2 separate regions of the Homo sapiens genome follow, and region 1 is linked to region 2. A link is a contact called in ENCODE Hi-C or POLR2A ChIA-PET data. All regions are on one chromosome and are shown on one strand. The core of a region is the stretch at or near the end of the contact, and the rest is flanking DNA. Distances in the headings are between cores, read along the strand shown. Region 1 overlaps PBX1 (PBX homeobox 1). Region 2 overlaps PBX1 (PBX homeobox 1).

Region 1 (7,266 bases), core at 3,306-5,805, 72 kb before region 2:
TTTTTAGAGTGAATATCTTAAGAAATTATTTCCAAAAGCCAAGTGCAGTACGGTGCATACCTATAAATCCCAGCTACTAGGGAGGTTGAGGTGGGAGGATCACTTGAGCACAGGAGTTCTAGTCCGGCCTGGACAGCATAGTCAGACTCAGTCTCTAGGAAGGAGGGAGGGAGAGAGAGAGAAAGAGAGAGAGAGAGAGAGAGATCTAAAAGTAGTATTGTCTGCTTGAAGGATACTAGTTTGTTCATCTTATGTATGCTCTTATGTGATGTGTCGAGAATTAGAAGACAGGATGGAAAAGCCTCTTAGATCTCTTAGATCTATTGGATCACTCCAGTTAAGTGCTCAGAGAGAAAGGTTTCTGGTTTGGATCAGCATGTTACTGAATGGGGAGAAGTTCTTGAATAGCTCTCTGTTTTCTGAGTTAAGATTTTGTGTTTTGGTGTGTGAAGAGTAAGAGGGGTATCATGGAGTAGATGGGGGTGAGGTAGAATGGGAGGTGTGCAAGAGAGGACACCTGAGGACCGTGTGAAGGCAAGTGATAATCAGACTAGGAAGCTGGCTGGACACAACCTTCCAGTGGGAGAGGCGGAGGTGAGGGGGCAGCTGCTTCTTTAACTAATCAAGGGCTCAGGTTCCAGTACCTTCCTTTTATCCCCATCCACAGTTTGGCCTGTCTCTTCTCATCTGCAAAATCTCCTCTTTTCTTTTTCCCCCTCTTTTAAAAGCTAAACTAATTTTCTGTCTGTTCATGTTGACCTTTTGTCCAGTTTTCCTCCCATCAGATGAACCAAAATACTAGAAAAGGACTCTTCCATCTACTACTACTGCTAGTAATAATAATAGTAATAAAATAAATAAAACCAGGAAGCTAAAAATGGAAATTAACTAATTAATTTGACATCAATGAAAGAGGTTGTAGAACTGGAGGCAAGGGAAAGAATGGAATGGACATCTTTCTGGGCACACTCCTCACTCCTTCCCCAACCCCTTCCAATGTGAGTATGTGTAATTTAAACCTCTTCCTGGGGAAGAGTGAAAGAAGAATTTTACCCACCTTTTTCCATTCCCCTCCTCCCTTAGTGAAAATTCCTAGTCATGGTCTGTGATATCTCAAACTTGGCTGTCACTTTTTGGGGTCATTCCCTGGGGATACCCTTCCCCCAATCCCAGGGCAGTTCTAATGTTTCTGAGTAAGGAGTAGTGAGAAACTCAGTTTTCCCTGCAAACTTCCCTCCTCATCAGCCCCACTCAGTGTTGAGTTTAGCATTTGCTTTAGTGGCTTTGCTATTTATAGACTTGTCTGGGGAGGTTGGGGTTGGGGGACAGTGTCAGGCAAGGAATCTCACTGTAGTCTTTGAGGGGGGTAGTCAGGCATTGAGAACCAGTGCATTTAAATAAAAATGTCCTGAACATTTCTTTTGGCTTGGTTTAGAGACCACTAGAACCAGTTCCTTTCTCTGATTCTTTTCTGTGGTTGCTTCACTTTCTTGCTCAGTAGAACCACAATCTATTAAGATTTCTTATTTATGTTCTTCTTAGTTGCCAAGGCTGCCATCCTGACTTGGGCATCTTGGCAGCTAATAACAATGTATGTCTAGCTGAGAAGCTTTTAGCATTTTGGGTTGTAAACTTTTTCTTTACATCCAATGTTCATGGGAAGTCCTTTCTTAAACAAGAACCCCCTTCCTTTCTGTAATTAATGAAATAAATGTCAATATATAGTTTCACCTCTTCTGTATAACATCCTTTGAATAAGTAGTGCTTATGACATTCATTCATTCATTCATTCATTCAGATATTCAACAAATGGCTTTTTCCAGGAGTACTTAGTAAAAAAGAGAGAAGAACAACTGGGGAACCTGGCAGTACAACTTTGATATTCACAGATAGGTGCTGTACTACACACATGTTGAAAGAACTGTAAATGTAGGTGATTGCTCTCATAGTCCTATGGGCACACACATCTTATGTTTAGGGGTTTACATTGGTGGACTGACTTATTGCTGTAATGTGTTCAGACAAATAGGAATAAGAAGAGCAAAGGGGTGTGTACTATCTGCAGAAGACACATGTGCATGTATTTCATTGCTGTGCTAGAGGAAGCTGCTCATGGTAAACGTGCTGAAGTTATCCCTGTTGCAAGAACAAGCATCAAACACAGGACTGGGCACGTGATGAATGTTCAATAAATGCATGCTTTCCCCTTTTCATTTCCAAGGTGGAATGGAAACATCTGAGCCCATGTGGAGCAGCATTATGATGCAAGGGAACAATTACTGGACTGTTCTATGTTGAGTTGATAGGTAATGAGGGGGCACCTCACTCAGAACAATTTCTTATCTGTAATGGGGGCACTAGTTACACTCATTATCCAGGCCCTGTCCACTTCCAGGGAGGTTGTGAATCTCTAGTGAGATGGGCGTAAAATGCTTTGTAAATTATAAAGCACCATGTAACTAAGATTTCTTTGTTAACCTATACTGTCACAATTGCTTATAAAATCAAAGCAAGAGAAAGAAGTCACAGATTGGCAGGCATGTGGAGGGCTGATTTAGAACATGGCATAGATTTAGAAATCCTGTTGAACACAGAATTCGTGGGGCATGCAGTGAATATGGAGCTGGAGATCTCAAGGGAGTTGAACAGAGAGGTGTGATTGAGAGTCAGATGATGGTGAGTCGAGACCATTATCCGCAGAGGGAACTTGAAAATAGAGGTTATCTGCCCACAGAGAGAACAGTGGCAACAGTCCACCAGGATTTTATATGGAGAATGAGATTTGAATGTCGACCTCACACCCAATTTCAGCAGCAGCTCTGCGTTGTAAGGATGTCATGCATAACGAGGTATACCAGCGAAATAGCAAGCCCATGCTTGACATTGAGCAGCATAGGGTGTTGTTTGTGTGTGTGTGTCCCTGTTTCTCATTCCCGGTTTTACATAACTGGGATGTAGGATGCTACAACTACTGCTGTATCTTCAGGTAAGATGTACTGCTATCTTTCACTTTTATGTAGATGTGTTCCTAAAAAGTGTATGGGTGTGATTTTGGTAATCCTTATCCTAAACTTAAGTCCATTCCTTAGTTTCATGGAAGCAATGTATATGACAGAAGGAACACCAGAGGGGAGTGTTGTGGAGAGTGTTGTGGTGACTTGGTAAGTTGCTTACACATTGGGGGTCTTGGCTGTCTCATCTCTAAGTGAAGGGGTTAGATATGAATGATTAATAAGATCCCTTTCAGGTCTATGCTTCTAGCACTCCCTTTTGTCGGGTGAGGAGCCCTTTTTGTATTGTGTATACTCACCCAGCACTTTATCTGCCTCTTTGTTGTTAGCTGATGATCTTTGTGTGTCTGATTTTTTTTTTTAAGAGTAAGGATGTCATGCACTCTTATTCAAAGTGTAGAGTTTATTCTCCCATTCATAGGAATGCAAAATGAGAAGTTTTAAATACACGGATTCACTTCCTAACCCAGTTTCTCAGAAGATTAATGAATAGTCATCCTGTTGACCCATCTGCTTCTCTTCTTCACATCGTTTTGTGCGGATGAGGCACACACAGACACAGAGTTCTCACTTGCAGCAGTCCGGCACATACAGCCTCACACGCGCCACACCAGGGGGTGTCCCCAGGAGAGGTAGAACAGGTGCCAGATGTTGCAGCAGTACACTCCTCCCTGATCCTCCTTCTCATCCCCCACCCCTTTTCTGAATCTCCTGCACAGTCACTGAAGTCCCATTTTTATATGCAAGAAGAGAAGAGAAAGAGCCCTAGGATGCAAGGATGCCTTGTCACCTCTCATCTTCTGTGCTGGGATAGACACCTGATCTTTTTGGAAGTGAAATCCAGAGTCTGGGGCAAAGACCAAAGGACAGAGGCCAAACCAAAAGTGACTGCATGGTTGCATGCGGGCCCCAAATGATTGAATGAAGCAAGGATACCCATCGCAGGGAGCTGAAAAACCTCACATCCAGATGCGGTCAGAGAGGTTCACAGAATGAAAGGCAGTCTGATGAGTGAGTGAGATACACCCGCCTGTAGAGCACAATAGAAAAATCAATAGTAAGGGGAGGTGAAAGAGTTTCAGCTGGGTTTTATTGAGCACAAAGAAGACAAACTGGCTTTTGCTGTGACTTCAACTGTATGTTAATAGTGCTTTTTAAAAACTACAGTACAGGATTTGGGGAAAAAAAATCACACGGTAAAAGTTGCCAGCCAGTATATGTAAGTGCACACACACACAGAGATGAGGAAAAAGAGAAAAGAGAAATACACTCCGGACTAAGCTTTTTTTTTTTTTTTTTTTTTTTTTTTAGTTTCGAAGCATATGGTGAAGTGTGCTATAATTTTATATGCATATATATTCTTTATTCTGGACTTCCAGAAAGCAATGAGTTTCATCTGTTTTTTTCCCCACCTCTGGTTCCTTCTTCCTTTCCCTTGCTCTCTACAAGTCTGCTGTGGCTTTATTAGGAATTCCCTTTGGTTTAGGGGGAAAAAAAATAAGAGGGAGAGAGAGAGAGGCTGGAGGGGGAAGAAACAAAACTAGCTCTTGGCTGGCCGCCCACAGCATGGGCCCAACAGCCTTGTTTGAGCGCGTTGCCCCGGCCTTCTGTTTTCTTAAGCTCAGCCCCCTTTATCCCTCCGCCCCCACCATGCCCTCCTTTTCCTAACTGGGCTGAGGGAGGCTGTTTCTACCCTCCTAACCCTCTTTTTTCCTTTCTGTTGTTTAAAGAGAATCTTTCTCTCTTTTTTGAGGCTCCAGCGGCGAGAACAGCAGCGGATTTCTCCTTGCCGGCCTCTCCCCTCCTCCCCAGCCCCCTCCCCGATGAAGGGTTCATCCAAAGTTCGAATCCAGACTCTGAACAAAGTGGCGCAGACCTTTTCCTGACTCCTCACCCTTTGTCCTCATCACTCAGTGACAGACAGGAATCAAATGCTGAGGACCCAGGCGGGAGAGGGGCAGTGGGGGAGGGAGGGGAGAGGAGAAAAGTTCCCATTAACTCGCCGGGCCCTTAACAACCACTGGAAGGAGGAGGGGGGCGCGGCTGAGAAAGGATTTTTGTTTAAGTTTCTGCAGGCACACACACAGCATTCCCAAGTTGTTTGCAGATGGTTTCATCTGGTTTCTGTTTGAGGGGAAGAGAGTATGGGATGATCAGTAAGGAGAGGGGGCGGGGAGAGGGAAGAGTCTTCTCTTGACCAGAAAATGATACCTGTGGTGTCTTTTCCTGAAACTGAAAACATTAAAGCGTTCTGATCCCAGAGAAAACAAATTCTCTGGGATATAAGGGTTCACCTTTTGGAGGTGGATTACACTTTTCAGGACACCAGAGAACCATAGAGCAAATTACTTCTTCCAGAGTGCTAAATGATCCCCTGGTGCCCTGGAAAGAGACCGTTTACCTCCAAAAGGTGAGTTGTTTATTGCCAGAGAGTAGAATATTGGCTGTAATGCCTGCTCATCCATCCTTCTCCATCCCTGCGAGGTATTTAGGGTGGAGGAGATATTATCCACCTGTCACCATGGGGAAGGAGACTGACAAATACTTTTCTGATTCCTGTTCCTAAGATTGAATTGCTGGGGAGGAAGGTGAAGTGACTTTTCCAAGGTCTTATAGTGATCCAGTGATTGAAGTTGAATTAGATTTCTGTTCCTGTTGTGGTGCTCTTGTTTGTCAGAGAAAAATAAATATCTTAATGCTCACACGGAGCCTCCCGTAAAAAGGCTGATAAGAAAGGCCAGGTGCGGTGGCTCATGTCTTTCATCCCAACATTTTGGGAGGCTGAGGTGAGACATGGCTTGAGCCTAGGATTTCAAGACCAGCCTGGGCAACATAGTGAGATCCTGTTTCTACAAATAGTAATAATAATAAGACATCCAGGTGTGGTGGCACATGCCTCTAGTCCCAGCTACTCGGGAGGCTGAGGTGGGAAGATTGCTGAGCCTGGGAGGTCAAGGCTGCAGTGAGCCGTGATCGTGCTGCTGTGCTCCAGCCTGGGCAACAGAGCGAGACCCTGTGTTGAAAAAAAAAAAAGCTGGGGGTCAGGGAGCAGATAGAAGAAATACCTTGGCCAGCGCAACTGGAAAGGGAGGAGCCAAAAGGGGAACACTTTCTTGATTGTCCCAGCCTCATTAGGAGCTACCACAGGGCTCTCCTGCATGCTCCTTGTTTTCTTTGTGCTCTGGACTTGCTCACTTGCACTGCTTGCTTCTTCCCAATCGCCGCCGCCCCCCTGTGCTTCAGGTAAACAAGCTGCTCTGTGGGAAGTGAATAATGGGGCCTAAACTGACGAGGAGGAAGTTAAGTTGAGAGGTGCCGTTTTTGGTGAGCCTTAATGAGGAGGACAACAGTGTGAAATCTTACTTGGCATTGTGACCAGGAGATCTATTGCCTTTTCCTCCCCTAAATCTTCAGAATCATAGTGGACTATATATGACTCCCAAAAGTGTATGCTTTTACCTAGCCCTTGGAAGCTTGGATGGTTAGAGCAATTGGGAGTTTAGTCTGTTGGGGTAAACAGGGCATTGATCTAAGGATTTGTTAAACTGTAAACCAAATAAAGAGCAAAGTCTGCTCTACAGGGATGTTGAAGATTCAGGATATTAAAAAAAAAATCTCTGACTGCATGATTACCCTTCCAGACATTTATTGAGGTTTTTGTTTGTTTGTTTGAGACAAGATCTTACTCTGTCACCCAGGCTGGAGGGCAGTGGTGCGATCTCGGCTCACTGCAACCTCCGCTTCCTGGGCTCAAGTGATTCTCCTTCTTCAGCCTCGTGAGTAGCTGGGACTACAGGCGTGTGCCACCACACTTGGCTAATTTTTTTTTTTTTTTTTTTGAGATGGAGTCTTGCTCTGTTGCCAGGCTGGAGTGCAGTGACATGATCTTGGCTCACTGCATCCTCTGCCTCCCAGGTTCAAGCGATTCTCCTGCCTCAGCCTCCCAAGTAGCTGGGACTACAGGCATGTGTCACCATGCCCAGCTAATTTTTGTATTTTTCGTAGAGACGGGGTTTCACCATGTTGGCCAGGATGGTCTGGAACTCCTGGCCTCAAGTGATCTGCCTGCCTCAGCTTCCCAAAGTGCTGGGATTACAGGCGTCAGCCACCGCTCCTGGCCCCCAGTTAAATATTTCTGGAAAAGAGTTCTGTTCACAAAAAATTTTGGAATCAAGGGAAAACCTTATTAATTAAGATCTTTGATAATGTGGATTCTAAATAATTTCGGGCTAAGTTGAATGAAAACTTACCTTTT
Region 2 (7,280 bases), core at 1,537-4,036:
TTCTAGCAGATGTATTTCTTGATACCTGTTCTGAGAGGACAGAAACAAGGCTCAAAATTCATGCAAGAGGCTAATAACAACTTAGTTGATAGTAAAATATGGAGCATTGGATGTAGAGTGCATTAACCTTCTTGTTTAATCTGAGTTGACCTATAAGTGGGCATATTGTTTTTTGGGGAATCGGGAGTTTTCTCAAGTAGAAAGAAGCCCCACTTTTCCTTTGATAGGGTACCAGTCAAGGAAATAAATGCTCTTTTTTCTACCTGAGTTAGATTTGCCTTTCATTTGCTCACCCTGATCTGTGTGGCTTTATTGACCACTACAGTTTAAGCCCATGCAACCTGCATGCTGTGCAAGAAAGAAAGGTGATGGACAGATAGTCCCAGAGTTAAACTTCTGGTGCCTTTGCCACTCCATGTCTTGCCATCTTATCATCATAGTAGCTTTGGGTATGGCCTCCTAGCAGCTTCATTGTTATGCCTGTGGGCATTCGTGTCCCACTGTCAGGCAGATTCTGGGGGACTGGGGAGCCAGAATGATGGGTAGCAGGCAGGTGGTAGATGGGGAGACCTAAAGTCCAAAAGCTAGACCCCTTCTCTCTTAACTCATAATGGCATTCAGAAGTTGTAATTATTTCACAAATAATAAATGAGGTACAAAAAAAAAAAAAAAGAAAGACTGGAATTTAAAATAAAAGCCAAATCAACCTTACAGCCCATGCGAATTCTGCAGCCACTGTTTAGCTCAATTGTAAAAGTGACCCTATACCCCAACACCAGTAAAGCAAGTGCTGCCATTTCCAAAGGTTCTCATCAGCCTGTTGTGGAGCTCAACTGATTGAAAACTGCTTTTTATCTGCTGTGGTCGTAGGGATTTCTGGCAATTTCAGTTCTTGCCTTTCCAAGAATGACCAAAATAAGTACAGATAATTACTAGAGATAAAATATTAGAGATCTATTAATACAGATAATGGCTGTGACATTTCCTCAGCATCAAAAGCTGTGGCACTACAGCTTTTTCTCTGGATTGCAGCTTGATATCCCCGAGTGTGTTTGACACTATATAAGTGTATACACAGCATGGTGTCACATGGTTCTTAGAGTCAAAACTGTTTGGCATTCCAGCCTGCTACATATCTACATATGAGGTTGGTCTTTATGACCTTGGATGGGCTATTTCACCTCTCCAACCCTCAGATTATTAATCTGTAAAATTGGGATTTTAATAGTTACCTTATAATAATAACAGCCAATATTTATTGAGCATGTGCATGCCAGATACTGTTATTACCACTTTACATATGTTATCTGTTACCCTGTGCACTACAACCTTTTGAGGTAGAGGCTCTTATTATCCCCATTTTATAGCTGAGGAAAGAAAAGACAGAGAGGTTGAGTAACTTGCCCTGGTGGATACAGTTATTAAATGACAGAGCCAGGATTTGATCTCAGACTCCATGATTTCCAGTCGTTGTCCATTCCCATTGTCTCACTAAGACTCAGGAGGACCAGTGGCAATCCCACATATTAACCTCATAGCACAGTGTCTGATGGGTAGGAGGCACTAAGAAAGGGCTGATTCATTCATCATCTCTTTTTCCCTACAATGAACAATGTCACATGGACACAGAGAGGGAATATTTCTTTCCCTGAATTGTTGGGAATTAGGTTCGTTGTTTTAAGCTCTAGAAATCACATCCTGAGAATGTGCCCAGATTTGCAGATATACATCGATTCACATCTCAGCTGGAGAGGGTGAAATACCATTTGGAATTCTGCATCCAGATCTTCTGAGGGAAAAGGGGGTAAATCAAAGGCATCCACAGATCTTTTCCTTTTTAGTTACAGACCTGGAAAAGGCATTTTTCTGCCACTTCCTCATTGGGAATGTAACTCTCCTCCCTCTATATTAACAAAGCTGTAGCATATGTTTCCCTTGTGTTCTTAAATCACCTTACATAGCACCAAACATGTGCTGTACATCCAAAAAATGGTTGTTGAATCAAGTGGAGTTCTTTGAGTGAGCAAGGGAAAGTTGGGATTTGTACCGAGGAAGCAGCAGGTGAGTTTGGGAAGGACATCTTTTTGCTATGTGAGTGGACACCTCCATTGGCTTGGGTGGCTGCAGAACCTGCCTCCCCCTTCACACATCCTCCCTTGTTCCCTCTCCCTGGCAGCTTAAGCAAGAGCACTAAGCTTGGCCAGTTGGAACGCCAGCCATGCCCAGTCTTGTGTTTTGAGGGAGCTAAGCAGAGAGACAGGATTACTACAGATGCCTCAGAGGTAGCAGCAGAATCGAGGGTGGTGGCAGTGGTGGGGATAAGTCCCCAAAGCCAGCAGTACCAGAGTCTGTCTCCTAACAGGCTTCCTCTGGCAGCACCTTGGTTGTATTCTCAGCTGTCTGTGCTTATTTTTCTGAGCTTGATTCTCCAGGTTTCCTGTTGACTCTGAGAGGCACTGCCTATCTGTCCAATAAATTCCTTTCCTGGGTAGGTGAGCCAGAGTCCACTTCTGTAGTTTGCAACCAAAAACCTTGACAGGTAGAAGTTAGGGAAAAATCACATGCTGTTTCTAAAACTACTCACCAAAGGAAAATGAGGAGGGGTTGGGGGCAATATTCTACAGGGTAGATGATGATAAGGACAAGGTTTTCTGAGTGAGCCAAGTATTTCTGGTAGAAAACAAGGTTTAAGCAAACTGGAGAAGGATTGCACCTGGCTTTGAAATATAAGGGAATGTTGTCTAAACCTGAAATACGGGTTTGGGCTTTGAATGGAGCCCTTTGGGGACCTTGCCTATGTGGGACATGCTGGGGCCTGGAGCTTTGGGGAACTTACACTGGGTTTGAAAAGCACCTGCCAGGGAGCTGAGGCGTCTCAGCTGCAGCTGACATGGCAGTGCTGAGACCCAAAACACCTGTGTGGTAAGACTGGCGAAAGATCAAGGACACTTTACAGACCTCCTCTTGGGATAAAGTGTAGGACCTGTGCCATTGCATAAATTCCTTTTATGTTAACTTGCTCCTTGTCACCCTATCAGCTAGATTAAAACCACAGTCAGTTGTAGTAACATCAGCAGAGGGAGAAGGAAGTGGTTTTGTCTAGAGGTCACACTTAGTGGTTATACTGACGCCTGCTGCCATTGCTTGCTTTTCTTGGTTGACAGAACAGAGCAGCTTTTATGTACATCATCCTTGACTACAGCTCTTCAGTGCCTTTGCTAGTCATTGAGGTTAGAAAACCAAACATAGGATGATTTTTTTTAAAGTATATTATTTCTTCTTCATTTTAACAATAATATAGATTGTGGTCTGTGCCTACAAATAACATATCAGTTGTTCAGACTACTAATTCTCTTTCTAGGATTCATATCCTCTCCCCTCACAAATTCTGCTCAGCACTAAGTTACCTACCTTACTGGTGGAGCCAAGCACCTTGATGTATACCTGTACTATTCTGGTACAGGAGGAAACCCAGAGAATTGCCAGCTGATCACAGCTGAAGCCAACAGCTGATCACATCTGAAGGCAAGCATACTGCTTGTTGGTGTGCCTGTTCACCTTATTTAAGTAAACACAGACTGGAAGCAGCTGAGAGGAGAAGACTTTTACTATGTTTTTCTCTGTCTACCAACTCTTCTTTATTTGACTGTGAATTCTTCAGAGATTGAACCCTTGCATTTCTTATCCTTTAGTTCTTCAGCATCTATAGTAATGGTGGGGAAGGAATACTGATGTTTTGAACACCTGTGAATGAATCCAGCCGAGGGCCTCTCTCCCATGGGTGTGTCTGAAGGACATGCCATCTGGCATGAGGGATAACATTACCAATGGTTCATGTCAAAGAAGCCTCTACATCCTCAGGGAAAGCCCTGATATTGTGGTCTAGGGATCACCAGCAATTTCACTGTAAGCCAGTTTTTTTTTTTTTTTTTTTTGAGATGGAGTCTGACTCTGTCGCCCAGGCTGGAGTGCAATGGTATGATCTTGGCTCACTGCAACCTCCACCTCCCGGGTTCAAACAATTCTCCTGCCTCAGCCTCCCGAGTAGCTGGGATTACAGGCCTCCACCACCATGCCTGGCAAATTTTTGTATTTTTAGTAGAGACGGGGTTTCACCATGTTGGCCAGGCTGATCTCGAAACCCTGACCTCAGGTGATCCACCCACCTTGGCTTCCCAAAGTGCTGGGATTACAGGCGTGAGCCACTGTGCCCAGCCATAAGCCAGTTTCTTATATTGACCTTTGTAATTTTATTTTTGGTATTAGTTAATGTGTACATAGGCGTTATCACCTCATTGGAAGTTAAAAGAAAAGTAGTGCTAGCTTTTTAATTTTTTAAAAATTTATTTCATGTTTTCAAGCAGGGATAGGTTGTAGAGTAAAAACAGGAAAAAAAGGACTAAAGACCTAAAAATACACTTTCATGGAGGGCATCAATTGCCTAAATGTTTTCTTCTTGAGTACTTTCCAAATCCTAACAAATCAATTCTTCCCAGACTTGAAGAGCCCTCCTTTAAATACCTCTTTAGACCAGATGCAGGTGCAGTGGCTCAAGTCTGTAATCCCAACACTTTGGGAGGCCTAGGTGGGCAGGTCACCTGAGGTCAGGGGTTTGAGACCAGCCTGGCCAACATGGCAAATCCCTGTCTCTACTAAAAATACAAAAATTAGCCGGGTGTGGTGGTGCACACCTGTAACCCCAGTTACTCGGGAGGCTGAGGCAGGAGAATTGCCAGAATCTGGGGAGTGGAGGTTGCAGTGGGCCAAGATCTCGCCACTGCACTTCAGCCTGGGCAACAGATCAAGACTCTGTCTCAAACAAACAAACAAAAACTTCTTTAGTCTGTTTTTGGAAATTTCCATCTGACCAGACTCTGGGCCTTCTAGGAGACAGGGTGTAGGCAGAGTTAATAGGATTTTTGCAGAATACCTTGAAGCTGTGGGAAGCCCCAGTGCATCCTTTGCATTGCAACCAGTACCAAGCCGACTATGCATTTCCTCAGTCAGTTGTGATGGTCTGATGTCAATTCCTGTTGGTTCAGGGTCCGAGGAGCCTTCTTCAGCTTGTTCCAGATAAGCCTGAAGCCTCCCTGAATCTGTGATCCCCTGTAGGATTCAGGAGTGTGAGCTTTGAGCATTCTGTGGATCAAGGCCTCTTGCACAGCCTGGTGGCAGTGAGATGCCTTTGTTCATGCTCAAGCACTTGTCTTTCCCGTAATTGCCTAGAGTTTGGTAGCTTCGTTGTTACAGTCACCGTCACCTTGTACTGTGAAGGTTTATCATTCTATGTCATTATGTGCATGCATGTGAACATGTGTGAACATTTATTTTTTTTCTTGTAGTGATGGTTAATATGCAGAACTTTGATCAGATATTGTTTTTCTTACTCCTGAACTAGAACTACCTTCTTCATTTATTATTTTATTATTGTGAGGGTTATTATAAAGAACTACAACTCTAAAATACAAATGTTTTGATGATATCATAGAAATACATTGGTGCTAACATCAGCACAACTAGTGAAAATATGTCTTGCCCAGCTGTGTAACTTTCAAATAGTTTCCCAGAAGCCATAGCCTTAAGCATGTCAGTCAAAGGAATGACTTAAGCAAATGGAAGCGTGCCTACCTTTCTGCCTGCCTTCTTGCCTGCCTGCCTTCCTTCCTGCCTTCCTTCCTGTCTTCCTTCCTGCCTTCCTTCCTGCCTTCCTGCCTTCCTGCCTTCCTTCCTTCCTGCCTTCCTGCCTGCCTGCCTGCCTGCCTGCCTGCCTGCCTTCCTACCTGCCTGCCTTCCTGCCTTCCTCTCTCTCTCTCTCTCTTCTTCCCTTTCCTCCTTCCTTTTTTCCTTCCATCCTTTATTTAGAGATTTGGTCAGAGTAGAAAGTATCTTAGTAGGATTGCTTCTCCCTATGGTACAACATGATGTAGTGTGATAATACATTACTGTTCATGATACGTAGAACCTGTTCAACATTACGTGCTTTGGGCTCTGGCCCATAGCTTGCCTGATCTGGGACCTGAACGTAAAGATACTTATCATCGACATGCTGTGTGTTCTTTAAAAGTAAAGCTATATCAAAGATACTTATATTTAATGAGATGATTGCACCTGTCTGTCATTGCAATTAAAACATTTATGAGATCATCAAACACCTTTTTGAGTGCTCCTCAATGTATTGCTCTTGGTATGATATCCTATCCATCATAGTCCTATGCAAATAATTATATTAGCAAAGTATGTTGAAGTGTGTTGGCGCCTTAAATAAAATATCAATTGCCAGGTACGTTAGGGGTGAACCCCAGGCCAACTTTCATAGTAGAGCTATGACTAATCAGATGGTGTTTAAGTTAATAACTCTTCCCAGAAGCCAAGTATTAAAGAAAGTGAAAGATGGTGGTCCTTTGTGTGGGAATCCAAGCACCTGCTGAATGGTGCCTGATTATTTTGTCAGGGGGTTTCAAACAGTCTCCCCATTTGTGACAGGTAAATCCTGAAAGAGCAAAAAGGCTGGATTGTCAGTCAGAGACTGAGCAGCCACTTTGCATTTGGTGAGTTTGTTGAATTACCTAATATTAATCTACATAACCAAGGGAAGTGTCTGTCTGTTCAAGAGAAGGACATAGATGTCTCAACTGAAACAGGTTAACTGAGGTCATGGAGTTGAGAAAGTCTGCTTTTTCCTCATCTTCATATAATGAAGTCTTTCCTTCTCATTATGATCTGACATTAACCAGCAGGCGGACCATGTCTAGGTGTCTTGACCTTTTGAGGTTATGTGGCTTCCTCTGTAAGATGAGGGAGTTTTTTAGTTGGTGTCCCTCTAGTCATATGTCTGTGCTGCCTTTGACAACTGGTGTTGGCCGTACCAAAACTGTCACCACAATTGGGAAGCTGTGGGAAGCCCCGGTACATCCTTTGTGTTGCCGCCAGTACCAAGCCAACTCTGGATTCCCACAGTCAGGTGTGACCAAACCAAAACTGACCATACCAAAACTAGTCACAATATCAACTGGCACAATGTATTAGAGTTTTTGGCTTGAGTTGAACTCCTATCATATGAGACAAGTCCTGGCATCATTCTGCATTATTCTGGTCGTGATGGTATGTATTAGTCTGTTTTCACACTGCTGATAAAGACATACCCAAGACCGGACAAATTCCAAAGGAAAGAGGCTTAATGACTTACAGTTCCACATGGCTGGGGAGGCCTCACAATCATGGCGGAAGGCAAGGAGGAGCAAGTCATATCTTATGTGGATGGCAGCAGGCAAAAAAAGAGA

What was found. Hi-C counts contacts between places; a loop is a spot of excess contacts on that map. ChIA-PET counts read pairs that join two places held with the same protein, here RNA polymerase II (POLR2A). Pooled maps may share reads with other maps.
Region 1: a map of Caco-2 shows a loop between it and region 2 (5-fold over the local background). The contact joins two enhancer-like sites. A Hi-C loop is called at or near these places in 1 of 168 maps with a recorded cell type or tissue (Caco-2) and 1 of 50 pooled maps. POLR2A ChIA-PET finds 5 or more read pairs at or near these places in 3 of 52 experiments (H1, HEK293 and PC-9).

What each region holds. Positions count from the first base shown.
Region 1 is chr1:164,584,181-164,591,446 of GRCh38, forward strand. All of the region lies in intron 2 of PBX1 (PBX homeobox 1), which reads left to right. Among named protein-coding and RNA genes, the nearest start is that of PBX1, 29 kb to the left of the region's middle. RefSeq lists an enhancer at 6,453-7,266. Within about 2 kb of position 4,556, at least 23 of the 41 ENCODE cell types and tissues checked have a DNase peak (open chromatin) inside an H3K27ac peak, as active enhancers do.
Region 2 is chr1:164,657,510-164,664,789 of GRCh38, forward strand. The region is part of intron 2 of PBX1 (PBX homeobox 1); the gene reads left to right. Among named protein-coding and RNA genes, the nearest start is that of PBX1, 100 kb to the left of the region's middle. Within about 2 kb of position 2,787, at least 16 of the 41 ENCODE cell types and tissues checked have a DNase peak (open chromatin) inside an H3K27ac peak, as active enhancers do.